Linked DNA regions of Homo sapiens: region 1 is linked to region 2. A link is a loop called in an ENCODE intact Hi-C map of the cell type or tissue named here. Cell type or tissue: ascending aorta. All regions are shown on one strand. Each heading gives the region's core, and the rest is flanking DNA. Links, peaks and the distances in the headings are about the cores only.

Region 1 (9,163 bases), core at 682-8,681, 60 kb after region 2:
ATTTAATTTAAAATGATATTTGTCAGCTCGCTGCTGTGCCAGCTCCCTCTGCACAGAAGTGTTGCTGACAGAGCTTTAGTACAAAGAGAAGCAGGCCTGCAGGGTCAGCTGGCCAGGGACATAGAGGCTGGGCAACAGTGTGGAAGTTCATGGTGAAGCTGGCAAGCTTTTTATAGCCAGCAGTCATACCCTCACCTTGTCCTCCGAGACCTGGGACCCTCTAGAGGTCCAGGGTTACACAGTTTAAGGTATTGATGTTTCCGGAAGGAATGGCACCTTTGAAACTCTGTGAATTTCTCCATTCTTTCTCCTAACTGCAGTACAGATCCTGTGGGTAAATATTAATCAATCAATATGTCTACCTAAGAAAGCCCCTAATAACACATGAGCTACTATTGCTAAGACACATCCTCCCTGAAAGCTGTCCCAGTACTCCATCTCAGAGCTAGGATGCACCTTCTTCTTTCAAAGTCCATTTTATGCCTCTGTTCAGCCAGTTTGCTTCCCTCCGTTGTGGAAATTCAGAGGATTTTTCACAGCCTGGGTATGACAGACTTGTTCCCACTGTGCTATGAATTCATGCCTGCTCAGACTGCACCACCTTCCCATAAGGAGGTGTTAGGGGTGTCATCTGGGCTTTTAGCTCTGTTGTCAGCTTCGAAATAAATTGTAACCACAATTTGTAGCACAGGGAGGTGGTGAGGGAGGAATGGAGGGAGCAACAGAGAGATAGCTGAATTGTGGACAAATATGCTCTCTGATCAGTTTCTAGAAAAATCTTCCCAGGTAATTGTGTGCCTCAAGCCTAGGGTTGTTGTACATGGATTTTCTGCAAATTTTTATAGCTCATAGCCTAACTTACAGTTTGAAGGGAGAAGGGCCACCAGGTGGGGCTAAAGAGAGGCTTGTTTTGGATGAGGCAGAAGTCCACAGACTTATTTTGTTGTCTTGGAAAAGAGTTTACTTTTAATATCTTAAAATGAAAGTTAAGACCTAGTAAGTCTTTGCAGTTCATATTTCTTCTGCAGAAATGGTCCCTGCTTTTAAGAGTATTAAGCATTGTACCTTTAATCTCAAACCAACTCTATGCAACCTGCCTTCCTGCCTTCCCTCCTTCCTGCCTTCCTTCTCTCCCTTTGTCCCCCCTTCTTCCCTTCTTCCTCCTTTTCTTTCCTCCTTTTCTCCCTTCTTTTCTTACTTCTTTCTTTTCTTCCCTTTCCTTGCTCCTTCCCTCCCATCCTTCCATTTCTCTTTTTCCTCCTGCCCTACCGCCCCCTCATTCTGATGTAATGATTCATTTATCTGTTGAGACAATCCAATTTGCCTCCTTTCCACCAAGCACTATTTCAGGGAGTAGCTATGAATAAAACCCCTTGGATTCTGAAAGGAAGGGCAGAGCAGCTCACTGTCTCATGTCAGAGTTCACTGCTCTAGACTGATTAGCATTATTACTTCAGAGAAATGCCTTCAGCAAGATTCCAACTGGATATTTGTATAGCATTTTCCAGGGAGATATTAACAGTTCTCAGAATAATCTGGTAGTTTGATTTCACTGATGTACTTGTGATTTGTCCTTTTCTGAGAATTTGAACTTTTTTTTCCACTTTAAAACATAATAGAATAGTTTTACATGTCATGCTTTGAAATGTAAATATTTTCAAGTTCTGAGTGTACAGATAATAAATAATGCTCTAAAGTTTTAGATTAATTGGTAATTAATTTTTGCAAAGAGCTTTGAGATGGAAAGTGCTGCATTTCATCATGTCAAATTAGCATTGATTACAGAGATTTTTAAGTTTAACACCATGCAAATGCTGGCTTTTTCAGACTTATAAAATTGTATTTCTAGAACAAAGGGGTGCTTCTTTAGAATCTTACGTCAATTGTTGGATAGATGAGAGAATCAATGACCTTGATGAACATAGCAATCAGTCTGATAGCGCGTGCGCGCGCATGCGCACGTGCACACACACACACACACACACACACACACACACACACACACACTTGAGAATTTTGACTGCATTGGGAAAACAATTCTGCATCACATTATGGGCATTCTAGAGTGTGGAAAATGGCAATGAAAAGTGACTCATTGTGGCAGCCCACAAATCCACTCTTCCTCACACATTGAATGAGATAATACAATTAATTGAGCACATATGTTGATTCAGCCTTCAAAGGTTAAGAATAACCAGGCAAGAGCCATGGGAAGGCAGACAAGCCCTCAGGAAAGTACCTTACAAAGTGGTGACAATGAGCACAGACCATGATGCCTCATGGGGACAGCACCAGCTGTGGAATCACAGAAATAAGAATCACTATTCTCTCATCTGCCTACTGCCTACGTGACCCTGGGAACAGTTACCCAGCCTTCTTGAGTCTGTTTCCTCTCTGAAAGATGAGATCACAAGACCTATCTCGGGGCTGTTTTAAGTAAATGAGGTAAATGAACATAGCACTCAGCATAGTGCCTGGCACATTTTCCATACGTGTTATCCTATGGCTAATGATGCCTAGGGACACCCAGGGAAGGTTTCCTCAAATTGTCACAGGGGATGAGAACCCTTCAGGGTAAAAGTGTTTGAGACAGTAAAACACAATTTATCCAGCAATAAAAATAACACACTTGCATCCTGCTTTGGAGTTTACAAAGCACACAGTTATACCTTCATGGTGTCCTCACGACTTCCTTGTGAGATCAAGACAAGTAAAATTTTCCCAAAGCAGGGATGAGAAGGCTGAGTGATTTGTCCACCGGCAAACACAGCCTGAAATCCAGATCTTTTGATTCCAAGCCCAGTGCTATTCTGCTACATCCTTGCAGGTACCAATAGGCATCCCAGGGTGTAAAAGGAAGGAACCAGGGTCATCTTAGTCCTGGGGTAGAGAAATCATTTTCTCAGAGAGAGAGAGGACTGCCATATTTCTCGTTCTATGAGTAGTCAAAGAACCATTCTTTGGCACACACACACAGACACACAGATGCAGACAAACACACACACAGAGACACAGATATACACATCCATATTCCAGAAGACCCTGACAGCTAGTGAAGACCATTTACCAGGTGCCTATAATACATAAAATAAGGAAAATGTCATTTTCAAAGGCTAATCCCCACTTTTTTATGATGCAAACAAGAAATTCTGATTTTGAGCCTGGTAGAAGGAGGGAAAAACTTGCTTGGTGATTCTAGAAATGTGGCAGTGGCATGCTAATCTGGGTACAAAGGTTATGCACATTTTATTTTTCCCCCAGAGCTATCATCTTTCTCACAGCTTGTTTCCTTCTCTTTTTATGAAATGTTGCTGGTGAATGCAGAGGACTTTTATTTTGTTAAAAGGAGCTTTATTTGAGACATGTTTCCTTAACGACAGACTTTTTATATATAGAAACAGCACTGCCTGATATTTTTAAAACTTCTTCTGGAATCAAAATCTAAGTCACTTTATATTGGGTAAGTTCGGGGGTCGGTGAAAGGGGTCCACGACATCCTTTAATTACTGGGCTCCTAGACAACTGGGCTGCAAATTGCTTCACCAGTTCTCTTTGTGAATTCCATGCCTGCTACAGACCTGGCAGCAATCTGTACCAGGAAGGCTGGAGAGGATGCTGGCAGCTGTCACCTCATCTCTCATCACCTTCTAGTTCTTTCCTTCTCTCTTTCTCCTCCTTTTTCCTTTGCTTCCCTCTAGCTTAGCAGTTTAATAGCATACTAGGTTCTTCTCCATAAATAGATCCCAAGCTTGGCTGCATCACCAGTCACTTGGATAAGCTAATTAAAACTATAGATTCAGGGGCCTCATCCCAGATATTCTGAATTAGACCTGAGAGTCTGGATTTCTAAGCTTCTTCCCAGGTGATTCTAAGCCTGCCAGCCTGTCCTGTTCTTTGATCATATAAAGAACAACTTATTGACTGGGCACGGTGGCTCACGCCTATAATCCCAGCACTTTGGGAGGCCAAGGTGGGCGGATCACTTGAGGTCAGGAGTTCGAGACCAGCCTAGCCAACATGGTGAAACGCCATCTCTACTAAAAATACAAAAATCAGCCGGGCATGGTAGTGCGCGTCTGTAATCCCAGCTATTCAGGAGGCTGAGGCAGGAGAATCGCTTGAACTGGGGAGGCAGAGGTTGCAACAGAGCGAGATTCCATCTCAAAAAAGAACAAATTCCTTATTTATTCATTTATTTATTTTTGAGATAGGGTGTCACTCTGTTGCCCTGACTGGAGGGCAGTGGCATGATCACAGCTCACTGCAGCCTCAAACTCTTGGGCTTATGTGATCCTTTCACCTTAGCCTCTTGAGTAGCTGGGGCTACAGGTGTGTGCCACCACACATGGCTAATTTTTAAAAATTTTTTATAGAGACGGAGTCTTGCTTGTTGCTCAGACTGGTTTTGAACTCCTGGCCTCAAGTGATCCTCCCACCTCAGCCCCCTGAAGTGCTGGGATTACAAGTGTGAGCCACTGTGCCTGACCAAAAACAACTTTGTATTGCACAGAGCGTTGTTTGTATGTGAATACATCTGATCCTTGCAATTACCCCGTAGACAGATATAGAAGCTGAAGCTCAGGGAGCTTAAGTAATCTGTTGAAGGTCAACTATTTATTCACTCACTTATTAATTGAATCACTGAGTGATTTATTCTTTCATAATATATATTTTTTTATGGCCCAGGCCCTGTGACAGAACAGAAAATATGGAGACCAGTAAATCATGATAGCTCTCCTCAAAGTATTCTATCTAAACTCTAACGGATTGCTCAGCTCATTGCTGCTGAAACCGAGACTCAAAAGATTTTATACTTTTAAAAAACTTTTTATTTTGAAATAATTATAGACTCACAAGAAGTTGTAAAAATAGTGCAAAGACTTCCTGTCTTTGCATCACCCAGCTTCTCCCTGTGGAAACATCTTACAAAACTATCAAAATCAGGAAATAGACATTGGCGCAATATAATTAACTAGACTACAGATCATACTCAGATTTCACCAGCTTTTGTCCCAGACCATTTTTACTAAAGCATGAAGCTACCAGTGGACTATATAACCTGTGTAGCCTTGATACTGGTTCATAATCAAAATGGTTTCTAACCCCTGGGGTAATAGCTGCTGATCAAAAAATGCAGAACACACAAACTGTTCTCTGGATGAGTTTGCTTTTCAAAAAATAAAAACAAATGCAATACATAGTGGATGCTATTAATGCTCTGGCCAGATCACCTTTACTGGGCCAGTGCCCAGTAAAAAGGACTGCAGTCTTTCAAGAGCACAAAACTGAGCACAGAGCTGGAATTTGGGAGAACTGGGGTCTTTTCTCACCTGCTGTGAGTATTGGCTGCTACTGGCTTATGGCTCCCTCTTCTCCGGAAAATTGGCCCTCAGTCAAGCAAGAGCTGTCTGTGCCTGGCCCAAGATGTTATGCCCTCTTCCTACTTCCCAGAGCCCACAGCCAGTGACTGACTGATATGGGGGTAAAGAAAGCTTGTCCTCTTGCTTCAAGGTGGGACGCTGAGGCAATTAATGCTCCAGAGCTCCTAGTAGGATAAGCCTGAAGCTCATCTCCAGCTGAGACCACAGCCTTGCTCAGCTCCTTCCCATACCCATCTTGAGATCACCCCCTCCATAAATCTCATGCATCTGCATCCCTATGTCAGACTCTGCTTCCAGGGAATTTGAGCAAAGCTATATGCTTATTTTGTTTTCTTGTATCACCTTTTCATTTTAGAGAAGGGCAGTCCTACATTCAAAATTGATTTCCTCGTAGCACATTGAAACACCCCTCACACACTCACACAGATCTATACAGATACACAAACACATTCTCACCTGTACACCATCATCAACATTCTCACACACACCATAACCAAAGCAGTGTGGCAGATGGTGATAAGGTAATCCAGGTGTCCTTCTATTATGTGCATATACAAACGACACATTGACTACCACATCAATGGTTATGAATTTCATGTTACACTGAGTCTCATTAGTTTGTAGACATTACTTTGAGGTAATCAACACAGTGTGATTAGAAAGCAATTTTAAATGTAGCATAACATTTTAGCTGGAAGTTCAAATTACTGTCTCCCTGCCTCCCCATCTATGCAAAGTCAACTTTCAATTAGATGGACTGAACCAAACAGATCATTGGTTTATCCTTTAGCAGAGAATAACATCAATAAGACTGAAGGCTGATTGGCCTGCTTGAATGATTGTAGCCTGTACAAAATTATGAAGGACTGCAGTCTTTCAATAGCACAAAACTGAACACAAAGCTGGGATTTTGGAGTCCTGGGACTTCCCTCAACTGCCAGCTATGAAACCCTTGGCATGTTTCTTTAAAATCTCTGTCTTATTTTCCCATAAAATGGAGATAATATACCCTCTCTTGTGTGTCCCAGAAAACAAAGATAAAATTATTGCAGTGAAAGTGCTTTATAAGCTTATAAAGTACTGAGAGAAAGGTGGGTATCATTTTCCAGGGCCTCAGCCCTGGTCTTGAGCACTTCTTTCTCCATTTATTAAACATCCTCCCTTCTTCCCTCCTTTCTCCCAACCAAGCACTTGATGCTTTTTTTTTTTCCCTGCCAGTAAAGTCTCATCTCTTTTCTATGTCTTCTTTGAGGTACTCTGACTCTCTTGGAATTCATTTTCCTCAGGAATCTGACCAAGAAAAGGACATAAATATGATCTAACAATGCTATAATATGGCTGGAATTTTATAGGTACTTTAATCATCCTAGATGCTCGAAATCTAGATTCAAACACAAAAACAAAATGTGTCCAGTCTTTTGATTTGGCTTATTCTGCAATACGATTTTGTGTTGTTACAACCAAGATACTGCAAATAAACCCCAGTATTTTTCTATAAATAGCCCTTGTGTGCTCAGCATTTCTTTCATAAGGCATTTGCTGCTGTAGAATCACTCTTCCTCAGGTCACCATTCAGTCTGCTGTGATCACACAGCAGCTAAGGAGCTGGTAGGCATTCAAGGAAGGGGGGATATGGAGCATGTGGTGATGAGGCCAAGACTTCCAGGCTTGGAGACTACCTCTTCTGAGTTCAGTTTTCACTTTTTCTTGCTTCTGGAAATATACTATTAATTTCTTCCTTCCCACTTGAAATCAGATGTTAGCATCTTCTTTGAAGACCGCCTCCATATGGAGTGCCAAGAGCATCAAAATATAACAGTCCAGATTTTGTATGCTATAAAAGTATAGCATTTATTGACATGAAGTTAATTATATTGGAGTACACCAGAGGAAATAAAAAGATTAAACTTTTACCCAAGATGTTCCATTTCTCAAAATTTACACAAGTTACCATAAAACTTGTTCAGGAGATGTAGTCTAAACAGTCTAGTAGCCCAAGACACAATTCAAAGTCTAAGCCTTCTGGCATTTATTGCTGCCTATTTTCTGAGCCTGACTGGTAAAATCTCTAGTGAGTCCTGGTTGCATCTCATCAGCAAGGATGACTCTGGAAATGCAAAAGCTGTTCTACTGGGTTCAACTTGAATATTTTGTACCTTTCAGTTTATGGAATATTTAAGTTATAATCAGGAATGTTTTGATATATTAAAATGTCACCTCTTCATAATAAAGTGACAGCTGCAACAGTAACTACTACATTCCCTATTAAGTGCCTCTCAGTTAATGTTGTGTCTCTCTCTGCTGGTTCTCCAGACTTCAGGGGTCATTTTGAAGCTTTACTCTCAATTCCCATGTGTAATCCCTCACCAAATCCTGTTGATTTCACTCCCATAATTTTTATTAAATCTTTCCACTCTTCTAAATTTGTACTGCCCTCATTCTAACCTAAGGACCTGACTTATCATGCCCGAATTATTATAATCATGCCTTCTTGAAGCTGTTCTTGTCCCTCTCCAACTTAGTCTACTCACCTCCACTGGAGTGACCTATAAAAATGCAGAGTTGGTTTCAGATTTAAGAGGGCAGACTGATACAGCTAGTTTTCCTGTCTCCCAAAAGCCCCCTAAAAGGACAAGGGGAGATTTTTAAAACAATAATTTAAACACAATAGTGCTGGAAGACAAAGACAGAAGCCAATAGTAAAAGAGTAAGTTTAAGAAAATCCTGGATGATAAAAGACAGGTATGATCAGTTTAACAGAGTTGACGGAATGGGAGAAATTTCAGCCTGAAACACCAGGGATAAGGGAGCAGAAGAAGCTCTGAGGTCAAAGCCAACCAATAAACACTGCTGGCTGTAGGGTGATCACCAGGGTTCTTGGCTTTTAAAACACTGAAATTAGAACAGCTGAGTCTCCTGGGAGTGTCCCTCTTTATCTCATGTTTCCTTATGCACAGAGCATATGAGTCAGGGTAGGAGCAGAACAAAATCCAGGAACTAATGTCTAAAGAAAATGTGTATGATCTTTCTAGGAAGGTATCCTTCTGCAGTTTGGGGGATCTGAAGAAAAGCTGAGCAGATCAGAAATGAACTCAGCAGAATTAACATTAGAAAGAGAGAAACAAGGACACCAAGAAGCAATTTCACCCAGGAAAGCATTCTGTTATGAAATCCAAGCTCTCTTTACATGAAGACTCAGCCTGCAGACAGCTCCCTACACATGCACCCCACAGGGAAGGCTGCTTGTCACCAGCAACCATCTCCATCCACATTCCCCCCGCCCTGCCCCCACGAGAAGCCTGCCTTCAGTTGTCCCAATTACAGGGAAGCCTGCTGAGGAAACAGAACTGTCTGAATGCAAAGGAAATTTAGCTCTTATGAATATGAACTCTCAACCAAGAATCACCAGACGTTTAAGGAAAACCAAGAACACAAAAGAGAAAGATCAAGATTAAAAAAACAGCTGGGCGTGGTGGCTCTTGCCTGTAATCCCAGCACTTTGGGAGGCTGAGGCGGGAGGATCGCTTGAGCATAGGAGTTCGAGACTAACCTGGACAATATAGTGAGACCTCGTGTCTACATAAAATTTAAAAATTAATTAGCTGGGCATGGTGTTGTGCACCTGTAGACCCAACTACTCAGGAGGCTGAGGTGGGAGGATCCTTTGAGCCTGAGATGTTGACGGTGCAGTGAGCTGTGATAGCTAAATGAGATCACTCTGTAAAACAAACAAACAACAACAATAAAACCAGAGCCATCTTCTGAAAAAACAGAAATCATTG
Region 2 (9,163 bases), core at 293-8,292:
TTGAAACCAGCATGGTGGGAGCATTTACACCATGGAAATTAGCAATGATACACATCGAGGCTTCTCACCTCTAATTAGGGTATTAAAATCTTTCCTGCATCTCAGTGGAAAGCCAGCTGTGAGACATTTGTCAGTGCATCACTGCCTGTACTTTCTGCTTCCTGTTTGGTAATTCTGCTTTGACAAAATTGGTCATGCTTTGTTTACCACTCTCTGGTGCACATTTTTGTATCCCCAGAAAGGGACTTTCTATACTTTTAGTGTACCTTAATTTTGCACTGGAGTCAGCAGAGGACAACAATTTTTCTCTTTACCAAAATCAAAAGAAGGACCTCACTTCCCTGCTTGGTGAGTGAGAGGATTTTCCTTGTTCATGGTTTTCTGTCATTGAGGCTAAACAAGCAGGAGCCATTATAACTTGTGAGAAGAAACCACAAAAAGTACAGGCGATTTAGGATAAATGCATCTGACAGGGGTGTCAAGCAGGACTCAGCAAACTTTCTTTTAAACAGCCAGATAGTACATACTTTAGGCTTTGCAAAAAGACACAAAATGAGGATACTATTTAGGTGCTTATGTAACTGTTTAAAATGTAACCATATAAAAATATTCTTAGCTTATCAACTATGAATAAACAGGGAACTGTTTGGCATTGGTCTGTGGGTTGCAGTTTTCTGACCCCTGTTATGGAAGACTGACTTGGGGGATGAGAAGTAAGGCAAGGTGGTCAGGTAGGAGGCTGGTAGATTAAAAGGACCAGGACTAAGACTTGGCTGGTCACAGTGAGGAGGAAGGAAGGAAGAGGAAGAAGCTAGAGGGAACTTAAATATCTGATTAGATATGATGGATAAATGAAAGATGAAGCAAATGTGATCTGGAGGGCTGGCTGCAATTTGGGATTCACAAACATATTAGGATACTAAAAGCTTTGAAAAATCCTGCAGTAAGTAAAACTATCTGCTCAGTCCAGCGTTTCGCAAAGTTATTTATATATTGTGCCCTTTATTCATGGACTACCTACTAATGCCCCCAGTGAAGTAATGTATCATGGAATGTACTTTAGGTTTCATGGGCTTGCTCTATAATTGTGTAATCCATGTTGTAAAAGTGTGCATTCCTTGAAAAGAAAGTTAACAAATTTAGCATTTGTGTGTGTGTGTGTGTTTTGGGGAGGGTTATAAAATATGAAATACAACTCCTGTGGAAGGTGGTGTATTACAAATTAATGTAATCTTAATGCCTGGAAGAATTATGCAGTGATTCAACAGGCCAGATTGATTTAATAGTTTTTAAATTATAGATATAATTAATGAAAATTGAGAGTGCTAATAGTTGTTTTAAAACTATTTTGCTACAGTAAATTCACATGGCCCTTTAAAACCTTCATTTTCTTTTATATTTTTCTTTTTCTTTTGTTCTTTCTCTTTTTTAAAAATTTTAAGTTCCAGGGTACATGTGCAGGATGTGCAGGTTTATTACATAGGTAAACATGTGCCATGGTGGTTTGCTGCACCTATCAACACATCACCTAGGTATTAAACCAAACATATATTAGCTATTTTTCATAATGCTCTCTTTCCCCCTCCCCTCTCCCCTACAGGCCCCAGTGTGTGTTGTTCTCCTCCCTGTGTCTGTGTTAAAAACCTTCATTTTCAATCTTTTCAGTATGGTTATCTGTCTTTGAATCCTCCTTAACAAAATTAATTGTTCCTTTTTTGTTTAAAAAATTTTTTTTCTAAGATGCTTTTGTTATAGCATACTCCTTTATTTTTAAAAAAGTCCACAGCAATTTCTATATATCTCTCTTTTAGCACATCAGATTGCATTGTATTTATTTGGGTATGCCTATGGTTTGTTGGACTGAGTTAGTGGAAGATACTTATATTTCTTTTCCCAGTCCTTAGCAGAATGTCAGACATATAATATGTTCTCTTGGATGAATAAATCAATAAAAGTTTTGGAAAAGTGACCATTCCAACCTATATCTGAAATACAAATAAAGTTAGATCCTGTATCCCTCAGGGTCCAATCAGGAAAACAGAAACCATACCAGTAATTTTAACAGAAATAATTTAATATAGGGAATTGAATTGCTAAACAGGTGTTTGGAAAACTGTAACTGCAGAAAGATATAGAAACTACAGGAAATATCTTTCACCATTAGAGCAGGGGAGCAAAGGGTAGAGTGGATGAGTAGAACCTAGAAGCTTGGATAAAGGGCTCCATAAAGTTGAGAACAAGACCATGGAGCAGGAGGTGCCACCTGGCTGGTGCTGGTGTCTCTGCTGGGACTCCAGTGAAGCTGATTCTGGAAATACGGAGAAAAAAAAAGACGTAGACCCAAATGCTGCTGCTAGGGTGAAGAACCATTGCTGAGGGGATATTGACAGACACAGAAAGCAAACAGCAAGGGGCAAATCCCTTTGCTATCCTCTAGGTTTGCAGTCTTCCTCTAATACCCTTTATTGGCAGAGCCTAACAGGAAACCAGATGGCAAAGGAGAAATTTTGCTTGTGGAGTCCAGCCTCCAAATCATATAACAGAGAACAGGAGGGTGGGCGGTGCTAAGATAAAGTAGCTTAATAACCAGCCTAGTTCCCAACGTACGTGTATGGTCAATTTCCAAGTGGCCTGACTCTGGATGACTCAAGAGGGCTTTTCCTTCTCTCAGGAGCTACAATAGTCACAGGTATATTTTTGAGTCTTTCCTTTTTTTCTTAGACAGCAGAAGCTGTTCATTTTAGTAGAGAATATCATGGTTTTAATTACATTTCTCTTACAACTCAGGTTTAAATAAAGAGGAAAGATATTTTGGCGAAGAGCAAAACTATTTGGCAACTTGTTCTAAAGGGTTTTTCAGAGTCCCTAGATTCAGCTGTTTCTAATCCTGTGATTATATGCTTCAATTTTCCATTTTAAGTACCAGAGATTAAATGGTAACTCCTTTATTGCTGATGGCGGTGTTTAGTGGACAGCTTGGGGATGACAGGGCTGTGTGCAGAATCCAGATGCAGGAGGAACAACAGGAAAGGGGCACTCCGACCTTCCAATGGCCCTGTCTCCTGAGGGGGGTAAGGTGAGGTTTCAGTTTAGATGTCCTACTCGTCACTGCAGAATCAGTTTTTTCTTTTCCTTTCTTTTAACAGATGAAACAGTTCCAATGTGGAAGTCTGACTTGGGGCAATATGTGTAGTGTGAGGAAAGAAGATGATAGCTGGTTTTGAATCCAGCTCAGTCACTTGCTAGCTGGGTGGCCCTGAATGGTCACTTCACTTGACTCTTCACTTTATCATTGACAATAACTGTACTTGTCCTGCCCTTTTATTTGGCTCACTCTGAGGATCAAAAATATATGGCTAAATATGAAAACATATTGCAAAGAGTAAAATGAATAAAAACAAGGAATCAATAATGATCAGTTTACTTGGTTTTTAACTCATAGAAGTGCAAAAGAAATACACTATCCCCAACAATTCCTTTCTGTTATAGAAAAGTTACAGTGTGTACCTTCCTGGGCTTATGTTGCACATTTACTTCCATACAAATGTTTACCTCTAAAGTTATTATCAATATAGCTCTCAATGTGGAAGTGAAAATAAACCCAGGAAAAATATCTTTGTTTCCCAGGCCTATTCAGTTTTCATTATTTATTATTTGCAGTTTTTCTTGAGGCCAAAATGGAGTAGAAATCTCTAAAAATTTAGTTTGAATCTAGAGTCAACCTAGTTACAGCGGTAATAGCATTTATTATGTGCTTATGTGTGCTGGAAACTTTTTAAAGCACCTATACTGTGTGGCTCCTTAAAATAACCCTATGAGGTAGATTTTATTTTTATTGTCATTAATATGAAGAAATGAAGCATAATGAAACTTGCCTAAGGTTATAGATAGCAAATAATGGAGTGGGGGTTTGAACCCACATAACGTGATTCCTAAGTCTGAACCTTTAGCTACTCTATTATATTCAAGAAACACTCCTTGTTTAATCATTTGTATAAAGTTGTCTCTCAATGGCTTTTATTTGTTCACATAGAAATATTATTAAGCAAATACAAAGTGCTGGATGGGGTTCTAAGCATTCTCTATGCATTATCTTACCTTAATTCTCACCAAATTTTATTCTTAGAAACTAAAGTTCAGTTAATTTAAGCAAATTGCTCAAGCAGGTTCACACTTTTAACAAGTACTGAAGCTGATATTTTAGTTCAAGTCTACATGACTTTAAAATCTCTTAAAGCAGTAAAGTCACATATCTCTTTGCTAATATATATTCTTCCTGTTTCTCATGGACGCATCCCTCAAATTTCTCCAAACCTCAATGTAAAGCTCATAACAATGGCAGAGCTGAAATAAAGCTAAATGAAGATCAGAAATCATGCAGTGTCAGCAGTAGGAATATATACTAGGAATCTGGAGTGAGGGGTAATGAAATGGAGCTTAATGCTCAAACTTTGAAATTCTTAGAAGACAAGACAGAAAAAGGGAAATCTAGTGGTTTGTCTAGTTGTTATTGTCAGATGAAAATATGTAGACCGTTACACAGAAGACACAAACTTTCTCTAGCATACAAAGCCAAGAGAAATTTATCATGAGAAGTCTTATATTTGGACAACAGTTACAGTATATAGGGAATTTCTGCCATAAACAGCATGGTGTAAATGAATACTTGGTGAAAGATACCAATTAGAATTTATATCATATGTGAGACAGACAAGGCATTTCCAAAGTATATTTGAAGGAGAATGTGTTGTATTTATCTCTGACATCCTTATCAGAACTCACATTCTAGTGAAACAGATCAATTAATGTCATCGGATCTGTCATAATAACATGGGAAAATGGGTTTACCAACCTCATAGAAACACCTGGCTGGGCGCGGTGACTCACGCCTGTAAATCTTAGCGCTTTGGGAGGCCGAGATGGGCGGATCACGAGGTCAGGAGATGGAGACCATCCTGGCTAACACGGTGAAACCCCGTCTCTACTAAAAATACAAAAAGTTAGCTGGGCGTGGTGGCGGGCGCCTGTAGTCCCAACTGCTCAGGAGGCTGAGGCAGGAGAATGGCGTGAACCCAGGAGGCGGAGCTGGCAGTGAGCTGAGATTGCGCCACTGCACTCTAGCCTGGGTGACAGAGCGAGACTCCGTCTCAAAAAAAAAAAAAAAAAAAGAAACAACTGCATGTATGTGCCAAGAACCAATTGCTTACTTCTTGAAATACTAGAGTAAAAATTTTACAACAAAGTTAAAATTTGTTGAACTTCAACTTAATGGATGGTCTCTCTTTCCTTCTTGCAAGATCTGACTGAGGTCTAAGCCTTGCTCATTAATTTATTCATTTAGCATTTAATTTGGTCCCATATTAGTTAAGGGTGGCCTCAGGCTTGACTAGCACCAGGTAAATGAAAAAAGGAACAAAAGCTTGATCCAGAACCCAGTGGATATCAATGGCTTGCAGTGCTGTCATGGACTTCATGTGCTACTAAGTCAGCTGAGCCCTTACTTGTTAGTGTTGTGCTGGAATAGACAGAAAGTAATTGTAAATCATCCAGGAAGTGAGAAAAAGAGATACAATCAGGAGACAAGTCTGAATCTCTGAGATAGACTGCTAATGTCTCAAGGCCACTGAGACAATGATGCCTAGAACTGGGCTTATAACAGCATAACATTCTTGAGCTTGGGACAGCGGCACTTTAGCAAACTATGATCTCTCTCACTTAGTCTGGATATTTAAAATTCCTCATGTGGCATCACTTGATGGATAAAATTGCAAATAAGCAAGTTAAGGATAAATTGAGAGGCCCATTAGATCCTGGCCATGGATACAGATGTATAATCGTGGCCAGGATCTAGGGTTTTGCTCAAATCTGACATCTGTATATCTAAGTCGGTTGGTCCATTCACACATCCATCCACCCACCCACCCACCCACCCACCCATCCATCTAACAGAATTACATCCACTGACTCCCAAATTAAACCTAGTTAAATAGTAATAGAAAGGAAAACTAAATTTATTTATTTATTTTTATTGAGGAGTTTGGCTTTTGTCACCTAGGCTGGAGTGCAGTGGCGTGATCTTGGCTCACTGCAACCTCTGACTCCCAGATTCAAGCAATTCTCCTGCCTCTGCCTCCCAAGTTGCTGGGATTACAGGTGTGCACCACCACGCCCAGCTAATTTTTATATTTTTAGTAGAGACGGGCTTTCGACATGTTGGTCAGGCTGGTCTTGAACTCCTGACCTCAGGTGATCTGCCCGCCTCGACCTCCCAAAGTGCTGGGATTACAGGTGTGAGCCACTGTGCCCGGCCAATTTATTTACTTTATAGTAATAAAAGGAATGCACTAGAAATGACATAAAACATAAATAAACTATGCATTCATTATAACTACAATGAACATTTTATTAAAGCATTCTATGTGCCAGTTGCTTTAGTAAGAGCTAGGGAGGGTATAAAGATGAGTAATATGTGGTCCTCACTTTTTAGAACTTGAAGTCTAGTAGCAAGTATTTATGTTCACCTCTCTGACCTCGTGTCCTATACTCCTCCCTTCACTCATTCCAATCTAGAGACATTGTTTTCCTTCCTTTTCCTGAGACATACCAAGCATTTCTTGCCTCAGAGCCATTGTACTTGCATTCTCTCTGCCCAGAACGTTATTTTCCCAGATATGGGCAGTTAACTTCCACAATTCCTTCAGCTCTCTGCTTAAATGTCACAAGCTCAGTGAGGCCTTCTTTGAGTATTGTATGTATGATAGCAAACACCTCTCATCACTGGAACTCTGTGTCCCCACAATTTTCAATTATTTTTCTCCCTAATCACCATTATATATTATATATTCAGTGTGTGTATTTTTATATATATATATACTGTAATATATGTTGTATATATTTACTTCTTTTTTTGTTTATTATTTGTCTCACCCAAATCCCAACTAGAATATATATTCCATGAAAGGAGGGGACTGTTTTGCTCAGTACTCTATTGCTGTGTCCAGAAAAGAAGCTCAGTGAATAGTAGGTGCTCCACAAATATTGTTAAATGAATAATACAAGAAAGAAAAATAATACCGCTAATAACATAAATGACTTGCAGTGGAGAAAGAATATTTAATTTGGTTAGAGGACATGGCTTAGGAATCCTTGAATAAAAAGTTATTGCTTTACTTTGAAAAATAAAGTCCACATATATAGGACAGTTACATGGCTGACTTCCAAGGGAGATTTATCCAGCATTTCAGGAATGAAGGTGCCAGTTAGATGTGATGAATGACCATATGATGCCTGGAAATTTTTCCATTACCCTTTGAAATTTTTCTCCTTTTTTGGTTGTCTGGGACCATGTGGAAACAAATGGGTTTGACCTCATTTCCAGAACTGCTTGGGAAGATCTGTTCCTGCTAACCATGAACTAAATCTTCACTAGTGGCCTGTCTGTGCTTGATTCGGTGTTTTTATCCTTACAACCCTGACTACTGATGGGACTCAAGAGAAACACTGAGTATTTTCCTTGTCACAAAAGCCATCACTCATTAGAGTCTGGGAACAGGGAAGAACTCTAATATCCACTGCAATGGCTCAGTGGAACTAGGACTGCCAAAGAAAACAGGTGTTCAATGACTACTGGAACAAGTTTGAGACAGAAAATCCAAGCTGTGCATGGGCCCATGTGACCACTTTCCTTGTTGTGACTGTGGGTATCAGACAGGTAAATGATGACTCTCTGGCAGCCAGGAAAGATCCTTTGGGGCAGCTTTTTATTTCTGCATTCGTTGAAATAATAATTATTCATTCAGCATCTGACTTGTGCAAGGCTCAGAGAATGACCCAGTTTTGATCTAAACAGAGGATATCTCTAGTAAGTTTATGGACTCACCTAAGGTCCAGTAAGACTTCTCTTGAAGATTATGTTAATCAAGTAGCATTATTTGCAGGAAGGAGAAACTCATTCAAGCAAATTTCAGTAAAAGAAAGGAAATGGGGGAAATTTTCCAAAATACAAAGGCAGGAGCTGCAAAAATAGCAGCTCAGTATATGTTTTTCTACCAGGTGCTGTGCTCCCTTGACATCTACCTCAGTGTCTTCTTTCTTTCCTTGGACCTGCTTTCTCCAACACTCAGTGTTTCAGGCCTAAAAAGGCCCTTTCAGACCTCGCAGGATAGCATGCTCAAGGATCTGTATTCAAAGACCAACCTGTGTGTTCTATCCCAAACTCTTGGAAGAAAGAACCTGATTGGCCCAGCTCTTATTTGGGGTCCCCTTACATTCAATATGATATAACAAGGGGGTGGAATCCTGTGCCCTTTGCCCATTCAGCAGGTGTGTGGGAGGTGACTCTCTCAGGAGGTTGAATAGGGTTAGAAAGACGGCATGACTATATCTCTAATGTAGACCTAAAGTGCTTCCTAGAGCTAGGGACCAGGATTCTAAATGAGACCTGAGGGAATGGAGCTGTTGTTGACAAGAGCTGTTAGACAAACAGGACATGGAGGAGGGTAAGTTCAGATACCAAGAAGGAAGCCTGTATACAAAAGCAGATGTGATGGGAAGAACTGAGGCAGGTGACACTAACCAGGGACTTGCAATCAGACAAAAGACCATTCACCCTTCAAGACATTGAATCGTACACTACATGGGGCTGTCCTTGAGGGGAGGAGTGGTTAGTTTGTTCATCATCCAGCATCTAGCACAGTGCCTGGGACATGGTAGGTGTTTGAAACATGGTTGTTGACAGAATGAATAAATGAATGAGTGAATGAGGATACTTGAAGTAGTATCACTTCCTCTATGAAACGTTTAAAATCCTTCTTCCAACAAAGCCAGAATTCCCTCCTTTGTGCTCCCATTAGCTAACCATATTTTATGGTCATTGGCAGATGACAAATAAACCCCCACTACACTGATTGAAGTTTTAAAAATAGAAAGTGAGTTCTAATAATCCTAGAATTTCCAGCTTCAACCACAGTGCCTGGTTATGTAGGAGCTGCTTGATAATTGGCTATGTAATAAATATATCATAATAGTCAGGCCTTTTAATGACTCTGACCCAAACATTTGCTTTTTTTATTAAAAACTTGATATATTTATTTATGTTTTCTAATTATGAAGCAATATTATGTGAACTATAGTTGTAAGAAATAAGGAAAATTTAAAAAGATCA

The links. Hi-C counts contacts between places; a loop is a spot of excess contacts. Peaks named below come from ENCODE experiments on the same cell type or tissue, not always from the same donor. Only the 100,000 strongest peaks of a DNase experiment are listed, where the experiment ranks them.
Region 1: a loop joins it to region 2, with 5 times the contacts of the local background. A loop is called at or near these places in 4 of 110 quality-filtered maps.

Annotation. Positions count from the first base shown.
Region 1 is chr3:34,259,909-34,269,071 of GRCh38, forward strand. The region is part of intron 2 of LINC01811 (long intergenic non-protein coding RNA 1811); the gene reads left to right. Among named protein-coding and RNA genes, the nearest start is that of LINC01811, 110 kb to the left of the region's middle. In ascending aorta, for the core only: a CTCF peak has its summit at 871 (motif pointing right); a DNase peak (open chromatin) is centred at 873; H3K27ac peaks cover 3,507 bases.
Region 2 is chr3:34,200,620-34,209,782 of GRCh38, forward strand. The region is part of intron 2 of LINC01811 (long intergenic non-protein coding RNA 1811); the gene reads left to right. Among named protein-coding and RNA genes, the nearest start is that of LINC01811, 46 kb to the left of the region's middle. In ascending aorta, for the core only: no CTCF peak of the experiment used is centred there; a DNase peak (open chromatin) is centred at 7,662; H3K27ac peaks cover 3,547 bases.